Regions from separate parts of the Homo sapiens genome. Here region 2 is linked to region 1. The links are chromatin loops, found by intact Hi-C in ENCODE. Cell type or tissue: endothelial cell of umbilical vein. All regions are shown on one strand. Each heading gives the region's core, and the rest is flanking DNA. Links, peaks and the distances in the headings are about the cores only.

What was found. A loop is a pair of places that touch in the nucleus more often than their neighbours do. Peaks named below come from ENCODE experiments on the same cell type or tissue, not always from the same donor. Only the 100,000 strongest peaks of a DNase experiment are listed, where the experiment ranks them.
Region 2: it touches region 1 in a loop (5-fold over the local background); 7 of 110 quality-filtered maps call a loop at or near these places.

Annotation. Positions count from the first base shown.
Region 1 is chr7:33,902,308-33,907,682 of GRCh38, reverse strand. BMPER (BMP binding endothelial regulator) reads right to left here and starts at 2,144. Exons shown (of 15, transcript NM_001365308.1): 1 at 1,937-2,144; 2 at 780-865. The coding sequence starts at 2,069. In endothelial cell of umbilical vein, for the core only: a CTCF peak has its summit at 2,592; DNase peaks (open chromatin) are centred at 2,552, 3,112, 3,382 and 3,552; H3K4me3 peaks cover 2,125 bases; H3K27me3 peaks cover 1,173 bases.
Region 2 is chr7:33,714,337-33,719,711 of GRCh38, reverse strand. No RefSeq gene overlaps it. Among named protein-coding and RNA genes, the nearest start is that of FLJ20712, 9.0 kb to the left of the region's middle. In endothelial cell of umbilical vein, for the core only: a CTCF peak has its summit at 2,931 (motif pointing left); a DNase peak (open chromatin) is centred at 2,911.

The DNA.
Region 1 (5,375 bases), core at 66-5,065:
TAAGCAAAAATGTTTACCTTGTAGGTCTATATTTCATCTCAGAAATTCTTATTCACATTACTTAATCTCCCCCAAGTGGTTACTTATTAGACTTATCATTAACTACTAAACTAAAATAAATGGAAACAAATTATTTTTTGAGTCTTCTAACCACTGATAGTGTTAACTAAGCAGCTGACAGCCAAGTGTCATTCTCTATTAAGGATGGAATTGTCCTTTCCGACTCATGCTTCCAAATCAGAAATAAAGACAGTATTTGAGGGTTTAGGGTATAACAGGCAAAGAAACCCGAGAAAGAAATCCAGAATTACATCTTGTCCTTATGTTTGTTTTTTGTGGCTGTCACCTCTCTTTCCCTTTGTCGCATACCTTATTCCTGACCTTCATACTTAAATCTTATCTCATCATTTTCCCACTGAGCTTAAATGACAGAACCAACGCAGAAAGTTTTGTTGTCCCAAGAATTTGGTTGTAGTAATCATTACTGGAAACAGACATTACAAACTGTCATTTCACCGAGACGTCATACAAAGCCTATCTGAAATTTACGTCTATAAGGATGATGTCAAAGATAAGAATTTCCAGCTGGATGAAATGGAAATTGCCAAAGTCCATAAAACTCAGAAATTAACTGGATTCAACTCACAAACTATGTACAGTTATGTGCAATTTTGTAATGATAAAGACAATTTGTAAGATCTGGTTATATTATCACATTTAATGGATTCACCTTATCAGAGAGAGCAGTTGAGTTCATATTACCTGATCTCCACACTTACCAAGCAGACACACATTATGCAAGGGTTGTCTGTGATAAATGGAATCTGGAGGACTTCACCTTCATTTTCACATTTTGCAACAGAACCTGAAATTCAGGGGGGAAAAATGTTTCATTTAAAGTTAGCTTAGCAGCATGATTTCAACATTTAAAATTTTTACACTAATCCTTTTTGAAACCTCTACCCAAACTTCAGAATTCTTAATGTGGTTTAAATTATTAAATTCACCAAAGCAAAACCTCTGCCCCCAACTCCATTTTCAATAATTTTATTTAAACAGGTTCAAAAAAGAAAAGACTATGATATAGGGATAAATTATCTGTTCTCAGATGGTCTAAGCACAATTCCAAGTATTTCACTGGATTTTTAATAACACTCCTCCTTTATGAAGATATTTCAACTAAGCACACAGCCCCATACGCAAAGAAAAAAATAAAAAATAAAATTTAAAAAAACCCTCAAATTGGGGCAGATTTTAAATTGACCAAAACTCAGAACTGAGTCAATAAACAGGCCTTTCTATGAATCTGTCTCGCATTGTCTTAGGTTTAAATCACTTTTTGAAACGCAATCCCCTTTTCCCTTCTCTTAGAAATTGACTCCATATTTTCTTTTCTGCACCAGGTGTCAGTAAAGTATGTCCTTCAGAATAGCAGCTGAGGTCTTCACCTGCCTGAAAACATATAATTATTATATCCGGCTATTAGTGCCCTTTTTAAATGATAGTTTCTTTAAATTCAAGGTCTTGAGAGCCAGTGCTTTAAAAAGCACTCCTAGCACAGTGGATGTATTGCAACCCCAAAGATGAGAAAGGAAGATGTGCGGAAAACTGCACAAATTTTTTTCCTGAGTTCTACAGAGGGAAAGATTAAAATAAAAGTTGAGGAAAGCATTAAAAATAAATAAAATAATTTCTCAAATTCAAATAGAAGAATGTCTATTATTACTACATTGAAGGCAACAGCCTCTCAGCCCGCAACCTCTTCACCAGCCTTCCCAGCCCTCCCGGGGCTTCGCTTCATCCCCATCGACCAGCGCAGGGCAAGCGCCAAGGTGCGCGCTCCCCACCCTCCCATCCCCGGGGCAAGCCAGCGCCACCTTTCCCAGGTACCAAACCGGCGTCCCGGAGGGCCGGTCCCTCCCGCCCCCTCCCCTACCTGTCAAGAAGGAGGAAGCCAGAGACATGGGGACCCCCGAGCAATTGAGTAGCAGCAAGACGCAGCACGTAATCCCAGGCGAGCGGCGGCAGTAACGCTCAGCCAGAGCCCCGACGCCGGAGAACCAGAGCATCGTCACCTGGAGGGAATCCCTGGCGACTGCAGGTCCCGCGCCGCCGCCTCTGCTCAGCTGCCGCAGCTCACAGTCGAAAAGGGCTCTCAGCCGGCGTGTCGGGAGACCGTCCGCGAAGGAGGGAGGCGGGCGCCCGAGAGCTGGGGGGCGGGGGGGTGTGAGGGAGGGCGGGGGGAGAGACCAAGGTGTGGGGGCGCCCGGGGAGGAGGGGTCCTGCGGCCAGGCTCCTCCGATGCGGCTTTTTTTTTTTTTTTCCTGAGGGAGTTGCTTGCAGTGGCTTAGCAGTCAGCCCCTCAGCGCCGGAGAGGGGGCCAGGAGGAAGGGGTGTTGCGGCAGCCGGAGATAGACTGAGAGGAGCTGCGGCGCTGCCGACTGCGCACTGCCGCTCAGCCGCCGCCCGGGCTGCCGCTACTGTTTCGGGGGCTGTCGCTGTCGCTGCCGCAGCGTCCTCCACTCCCGCACTCCTCACCTCCTGCCAGCCCCGCCGGCTCTCGGCCCTCCCGGAGCGCGCTCGCTCCGCCGCAACAGACGTGGGCTCACCGGGCGCCTCCCGGAACCCGCTGGGGGCGCCCGGGCGCAGGAGGGACTGCGCGATAGCTGCAGCGGGAACTCTCTCGGCCCAGCTTCCAGTTCCCCAGCCCCTCCAGGGAGGCCAGGGCCCCAGGGCGCGGACCAGAGCCGAGAAGGCGCGTCTCCACTGTCCGGGCGAGCGCGGCTCCTCCTCCCTTTCTTGGGGGAGCCCCGGGGATGCCGCAGCACTAGCGCTCAGGCCCGGGTGCCCCAATCCAGCGAGGGAGCAGCAAACGGGACGCAGGGGCGCCCCACCACCCTGCTCGCTCCCGGGTGCCCCACCTTTGGGAAGGAGCGACACACCCGGGGCAGTAGGGCCCCCGCAACTTTTCATGCCCTGCTTTGCTTCCCTCTGGCGGGGGCGCGACAGCGAACTCAGGGGGCTGAGCGGACAGAGGGGCAAGTGGCCTTAGAGATGTGTTCTGTGCTTAGCTGTCTGCGCGTCCTGACACTAGGGATGACCGAAGTTGAAACACACACAAGGTCGATTTAAAAACGTACCGAGGCAAACGCCTTTCGTCCTTAAAAAATGAACAGTCGCTCCGAGACTCCTCCCTTCCAATCTCGGGCGGACCGGGGCGGGGAGGTGGTGTTTGACTAATCATTCATTCACCCGAAAAGAGGGAGGAACCCCCGCCCCACCGCTCATCTCTGGCGGGGGCCGCCGCGCGGCGGCCTCTGCAGCTCGGAGCTCCGTCGCTCTCTCAGCCCGGCTGCGCCCTCTCGCCTCTGCAGCACTGGGTGTCGGGGAGTCAGCTCCTGTGATCCCCCTGCTGAATCGCCGCCTCCTCCCCACGCAGTGGCACCCTCTACTCAAAAGGGGTGCAATCGCAGAGAGATGATTTTTGTAACCAAAGTACGAAGGCGCGAGGTGGGAGTGAGGGACGCTTGGCAAGTGTTGGGACCTGACGATCAGCTAGCTGTCCTTGAGCTCACGGTGGACTACCGACTTCCTCTGTCCAAGAGTTGAAACCGGGTCCCCACGGAACGGACCTAAGGGTCTCCAGGCAAAGTGGGTTGTTTCCATTGTGGAAACTACAGCTTTGAAAATAAATGAGTCTGTTTGCTGACAGGTTTAATCTAGCTTCACCTTAACCCTTCCCTGCCTCGTTGACTGTTTATTCGTTTTTTCGAGTGATTTGGAGACTTCACTTAATTAGTGCAACATTGCCAACATCGCGACACACCGAGGAGCTGATGCGAGCACGTTGCTGTGACGTGGGAAAAATAAGAGAAGGGAAAACTGTCATTAGCTTAGCATGCTCCATTTCCCTCCCAAAATAGATTCTTACCGTAAAATTTAAATTGAAAGAGAAGGCTGATGTGTGATTCCTTCCCTCCCTCCCCCCACCCAAATAAAGCCATGGCCAGGCAGCTTCTCGGAAACCAGTGTGTTTATGTATTTACTAATCATAAAGATAATATGCAAAAAGAGAAAAATCTCTAAATCCAGCCTTACTTCCCAGGGACTCATTAAAAAATAAATAAAATTAAAATTAAAAATTAAATAAATAGAAACCTTTATTGCTGCAGATAAGTACAATCAGTTGGAACCACTATCTCCTCTATCTAAAAAGATTGTCCCTGGATGAGGCTTTTAGATAAAGTTGTTTATCATAATTTAATTATGGAAAGCTGAAGAATAAGGAAGCTGGGAGACCTTTTGTTGCCTTAGCCATAAATTTGGATAAATGCATGCTATGAAATTGCAAGACATTTGAAGGGTGTGCCTGAGTTACTTTGATATGCCTTCCCTCCCTGACACCAGCCAAACATCCTCAGAATTTGCATGACAAATTTCTTTATGATAGAATCTAGCTGTGTGTGGCATTTCCATAATGTGCAGCATGGTGCTTTGGAATGCACTGGAACTCTCCCTGTAGGTGCAAACCCAAAAACCACCTTAAAAACATTTTCATCTGTCTGAAAGTTTGCGAAGGGGAAAAATGCACAGAAGCCTTTGGCAAACCTGTCTCTTCTTCCTGTTTGTTATAAGCCTCTGCCACCAGCGATTTCCCTTGCTGCCTTCTTGGCAAATGGGCCCTGCTTCCGAAAGAGCAGCCTTTTCTCCAAGGCCTTATCAAGATGTTTTCCCATGCATCTACTGCTGCCATCACCCCTCAAGTGATAGTCTATCAGCTGACAACTGGTCTCTGTCTACACAAAACGGAGATATTCCAGGGTCAAAAAGAAAAAAGAATGCCTGCACTGAAAAGCACACAGATCTGCCTTCACAGTTTAACTAAATAAATAGTGGTACCATCCAAATCCCAAAATGGCTTTGGCTGAAATCAAAATGAGGGGAAAAAATGTGTATTTGGGTCTGCTTATGACATTTTTCAAGGGGAAAGAGGTGATGGGGCCCAAAGACCAATGTTTAACTCTGGGCCTGTCCCAGTCTCAATTAGACAAAACTCTGTCTCATCTCTTTCTCTGGAAAATAAACTGTGAAACCTAATCAGATTAAAAGGGGCCAGGCCTGCAGTAAGAGCAACTTTCTTCATCTCCTCTCAAAACTACGATGCTAAATTCTCACTGAAAAATTCAACTGAACATACAACTTAGTCACGTGGATTCAAGTCTGAAAGATGCTTCTAGAGAAATCACATCAACCCAGCTTCCTAAAAGTAGAAACCAATAGACCCTTCCCAAAGGAAACAGGGTAAAGAGATTGTGATACCTACCACTAGGGCAGGGTGCAAGGTATTTCATAAACTTGAGAAAGTTACACCTTAA
Region 2 (5,375 bases), core at 269-5,268, 190 kb after region 1:
GCCATACCAGGATCTGGTCCAAAGGGGTACAAACCTGGGCCTCATGTTCTCCCAGGATCATTCACAGAGACCCAGACTCCTGCTCTCTGTCACATCTGCACTTACAGAGCTGGGCCTCAGGAGGTGAAGTGGGGACAAGACAACATCCCCAGGTGTTGACTCCAGCTTAGGCTCAGGATCGGGAGCCCTGGCCACAGCCAAATGACTTGCCCCGGCCAACACAGTCATAAGCACAGATGATCACACCCCAGGCTAAAAAGGCGGAAAACCAGTAGGCAAGGAAACCGTTTTGTCATCCAAGGACAATAAAGTTTATGTATTCCCAGATGTGGGTCCTCCCACTTAATCAAAGCAGAGGCCCATTCCCGTGAAAAGAGCTTTTCTCCAGCAAAATGGGAAGGCAACTTCTTTGGGGCTAAATTTAGACTTCACCCACAGGCAAAGGGCTCCAGTTCTTCTGGGCTGTCAACAGAACAAGCAAATGGTTCAGTGTCCCAGCTGGCTACAGCCAGCTCCAGAGCCAAGTCAGCATGAGTCTGAAATGTTCCAAGCCTAGGAGTGTGGGCTGTGCAGTCCCTGGGGCCAGGCTCTGCTCCAGGCTGGATCACATCTTGGAGGGTATGCAGCTTTGGTCACTCTGCTGATGTGTCAGCCTGTTTGCTTTCCCCACCAAGGAGTAGCAGCCCAATACCCACTACTCCGCAGAGCAGGCTCAGAGTTACAGAGGATGCAAGGTGCAAGAAGGCCTTTGCCTTTAAAACTTTCTTAGAGATATCCTGGGAATCATCACTGAGAAGGCGATGCTTTGCAAAAGGACCAAATCAGTATACAGGACATTATGGCTCCAGAGAAGTCAAGATAAATGACCTACAGTCACATAGAGCTTCAGTGGAAAAGTTGAGGTTTTTTCCCTGGGGCAGGGCCCCTTCGATCTGAAGCTTGCAGTGTCCTCTCCCTACATCAGCACTTTTTCTTAGTGGCCCCAAAGCCATCATGGCAAAATATTAAGAGGCATGCCCTGTCCTGGGGAGAAGTGAGTATGGTCTCTACTTAAAAAAAAAAAAAAAGTTTGTTATTTCTCGGCTTGGCCAAGCTGGCATTTTCCCAAAGGTGCCCTAAAGTAAAGATCTGGCTTCCCATCCTTAACTCTCAGGAAGTATATGCCAGCACGTCACAACGTGGTCACGAACTCGCTACTGCCAAACCTAATCACAACGTACACCAGGTGAAACTGGGTGAGACTTGGATGGGGAATGATAATCAGAATTTACTGTATCCTTCCCAGTCAGCATTCCTATAGATATGATCCAAGATTGTTTAGGGAGTAAAACAAGATAAAAATTCACCCCAAAACATGCCTCATACTGCATAGACACAGCTCCAATGGTGTTTCCTTAGAAGCCTCTGGCTGGTAGAGCAAACCACCGTTTCCACTGAGCTGCCATGGCCCTGTGCTCTTGGCTGGGTTACACCACCTACTCCTCTGTAAACATTAATGACCTACATTGGTATCCCCCAGAGACTGGGAGTTATTCCAAGGAAGGGTCCTGGTTTTTTCTCATTTTGAATCTCTAACTCCAGGGTATAGTAGGCTTTCTATAGACATGGGATAAGTGAGTGAATGACTGATACTCAAATGTGTAAACATTCTTGTTTAAATATCATGGTGTTCTCCTTAATAAAAGGGGCTGGTGTGAAGCTAAGGTTAATAGAGTTCCATCAAAAAAAGAAGTATTGGCCGAGTGCGGTGGCTCATGCCTGTAATCCCAGCACTTTGGGAGGCCAAGGTGGGCGGATCACAAGGTCAGGAGTTCGAGACCAGCCTGACCAATATGGTGAAACCTCATCTCTACTAAAAAGACAAAAAAATTAGCCAGGTGTGGCGGCACATGCCTGTAATCCCAGCTACTCGGGAGGCTGAGGCAGGAGAATTGATTGAACCCAGGAGATGGAGGTTGCAGTGAGCCGAGATCACGCCACTGCACTCCAGCCTGGCAACAGAGTGAGTCTCCATCTCAAAAAAAAAAAGCATTCCAGGACGGCACAGCCACCCCTCTCTACCCTGTGATGAAACAAACACCATCCTCTTTAAAGTGAGTAAGCAAATGTTAATATTTGATTATTCCCCAGCTGGCTTTTGTTAAATGGAAAAAACTGGGCTACCTTGTGTATCTCTTTCTTTCTGCTTATCCTGAGGTGTGGGTGCTGCTTTACCCTGGTGGGTCCCCTGGCAGCAGGGTTAAGCAGTATATCAAAAATCCATCCTGATTCAAGAACCAGAGACAGAAAAGAAAAAAACCCAGCTGCCCTTACTTTCTGGAGTAAAGTGCCTCAGCAACTTCCCAGTCTGTCTGTCCCTACACCAATGACCTGCCTGCTGATACACACTGTGGGGAAGTCAGACTGTACCAGATAGACTCCAGAGGTCAGCTTAACAACTCTCTCCACCAGTCCTAGGGTGAAATACACACAGCGACAGTCTAGCAAGGAGGGAATATAGGAATCACCTCAAAGAGTGACAGAATTCTCAGAGAACCTAATCAAACACAAGCAATTACACTATCTTCTAATGCCAGTGTCAAGAAAAGAGAAGCATGCTTGTATCATCACTCCTGAGCCAAATTTTGCACTGCATCTCACCCAGGCAACCAGGAAGGGAGGACAAGAATGCAAATCCCATTGAAATAATAAGTAAATAAAATCACTTTCTTTCACAGCAGCCAGACATTTCTAAGAGGTTTGTGCTAAGGCAATGTACTGAACAAAAATACTGGGAAGGAATTGCTGAATGGAAGAATGATTAGGGTGGATGAGCGTGTTTCCTTTAAAAATAAAGACATATAAATGATCATAAGTTGCCATGCATATTTCAACTTGATGTTTAAAGACATTGTACTTAGCAGGTAGGAACTGTTGCCCTCTACTGGCTGGAATGTCATAAGAATGCCAAGATTTCATATTTGCAGTTGCCTGGATGCTTTTTATCCTTCCAAGGGTGCAGATGGTCATGATGATGGTGAAAATGATGATGAAGGAGAAGGAGGGAAGCAGGAGAGAGAAGGAGGAGGTGATAACCATGGCAATAAGAATCCCTTAGATTTATACAGCACTTTAGTGTCTTACAAAGTACATTCACACAAACTGACTTACTTGAGCATCACAGTTATCTTGTGAAGAAGGTGATGTTGCAAATGAGATGACTTTGGCAAAGAAATTAGATCAGTTCCTACAGATACCAAGACAGTAAGAGGCAGAGCTGAAGTTCTGACTCAGGCTTTCTAAGTCCAAGCCCTGGAATGGTTTCCCTTCACTCTATTTATTTGGCAAGCTCTATTTATATTTACTTAAATCCAGTCTTTTGGGGAGAGCTTTTACAAATCTCTTTTCTGTATTGAAGATAGAATTCACTAACACATTTATTCACAAACATTATTATACACCTGTCCCGTGTCTGGCCCTTCAATTGTAAACTAGGGAATAGCAGAGAACAAGGCAAAGTCTACCTCTTATGAAGCTCTCATGGGGCAGTCAACAAACAAGGGAACAAATCAATGAGGATCATAATGTCAGAGAGTGGTTCGAAGGCAATAGGACAAGGTGAAGATTTACAATGGCTCCAAGGTGAAAATGAACTTAGCCGATGACCAATTTTGGTAGCTAGAATTTTTTCAGACAGGTGACTTCTAACAGAAAAGGACCAGCCTTGGTCTTCCTAAATATAAGTCTGGAAATCATAGGAAGATATCAGAGGGGTGAACTGGAGATGGTCAGTTTTGCAGACACCCCTTTAAGAAACCTCTGAAGTAGGTAGGTAGGAAAGACCTCTCCTTGAAATATGTATATTGTTCTATTAACTAAGATTCAGAGAGCTCATTTCTAAAAGATCTGCATGACTGATATTCATTTAAATGTATTCAGCCAGTTATATGACTCATGCAGCTTTATATACATAAATATCTAAAACCTGAAAACAACCCAAATTTCAACTGGTGAATGGTAACACAAAGTGTGGTGCATCCATACCATGGAATACTACCCAGCAACAAAAAAGGAACGAACTGTTGATACATGCAACAACTTGGATGGAGCTCAAGGGAATTATGCTAAGTGAAGAAAAGCCCATCTCAAAAGATTACACACTGCATGATTCCACTGATATAGCATTTTCAAAATGGCATTGCTGTAGAGATGGAGTGCAGGGGAGTGGTTGCTAGTGCATAGAAAAGAGGAGGAGCATGTGACTACAAGGAGGAATACAAGGTGCTTTCCCCCATAGTGACAGCATAGCTCTGGAACTTGATGTGGTGGTAATTATACGAATCTATATATGTGATAAAACATCATGGAATTAGATACAAAAATATACAAAAATGAGCGGATGTGAACACTGGTGAAATAAGAGTAAGAGCTGTAATCCAGTTGATGATCTGGAGCCAATCAATGTCCTTGCTTCATGATGTAAGAAGTCATCATTGGGGGAAACTGGATGATAGGTACTCGGGACCTCTGCACTACTGTGACAACTTATTGTGGTCCATAGTGATTTCAAAAGAAAAAGAGAGGGAAGACGAAAAGAAGACAAAGATGAAGAAAAAGCGAGGACAGGAGGAGGAGGAGCTGCTGGAGGAGAAGCAGGAGGAGCAGGAGCAGGAGAAGCAGGAGGATGAACAGGAGGAGCAAAAGGAGGAGGAGGAGGAAGAACAGGAGGGGCAGGAGGAGTAGCAGGAGGAGGAGGATAAGCAGGAGCAAAAGGAGGAGGAGAAAGAGGAGGAGGAGCAGGAGGAGGAAGAGAAAGAGAAGGAGGAGGAGCAGGAGGAGGAAGAGGAGCAGAAGGAGGAGAAGCAGGAGAACAAGGGTCAGGAGGAGGAAGAAGAGTTGGAGGAGGAGGAGCAGAAGGAAGAGGAGCAGGAGGACGAGGAGCAGGAGGAGGAGAAAGAGAAGGAGAAGGAGCAGGAGGAGGAGGAGAAAGAGGAGGAGGAGCAGGAGGAGGAAGAGGAGCAGAAGGAGGAGGAGCAGGAGGAGGAGGAGCAGGAGGAGGAAGAGGAGCAAGAAGAGGACAAGGAGCAGAAGGAAGAGGAGCAGGAGGATGAGGAGCAGGAGGATGAGGAGCAGGAGGAGGAGAAAGAGAAGGAGGAGTAGCAGGAGGAGAAGGAGCAGGAGGAGAAGGAGCAGGAGGAGGAGGAGCAGGAGGAAAAGGAACAGCAGGAGCAGGGCCAGACAGCCAGGGCCCCTAGACCCAGCAGCCAGAGCTCTAGTACAGGTGTCGCTGGGATCTCCATGGCAGCTCACATGGCAGCCTCTCCCAGTGCTAGGGCTGCAGCAGAAAGAGCCTGGGGAGGAGATGGACTCAGGCACCCACCTTGAGGGCACTTAGG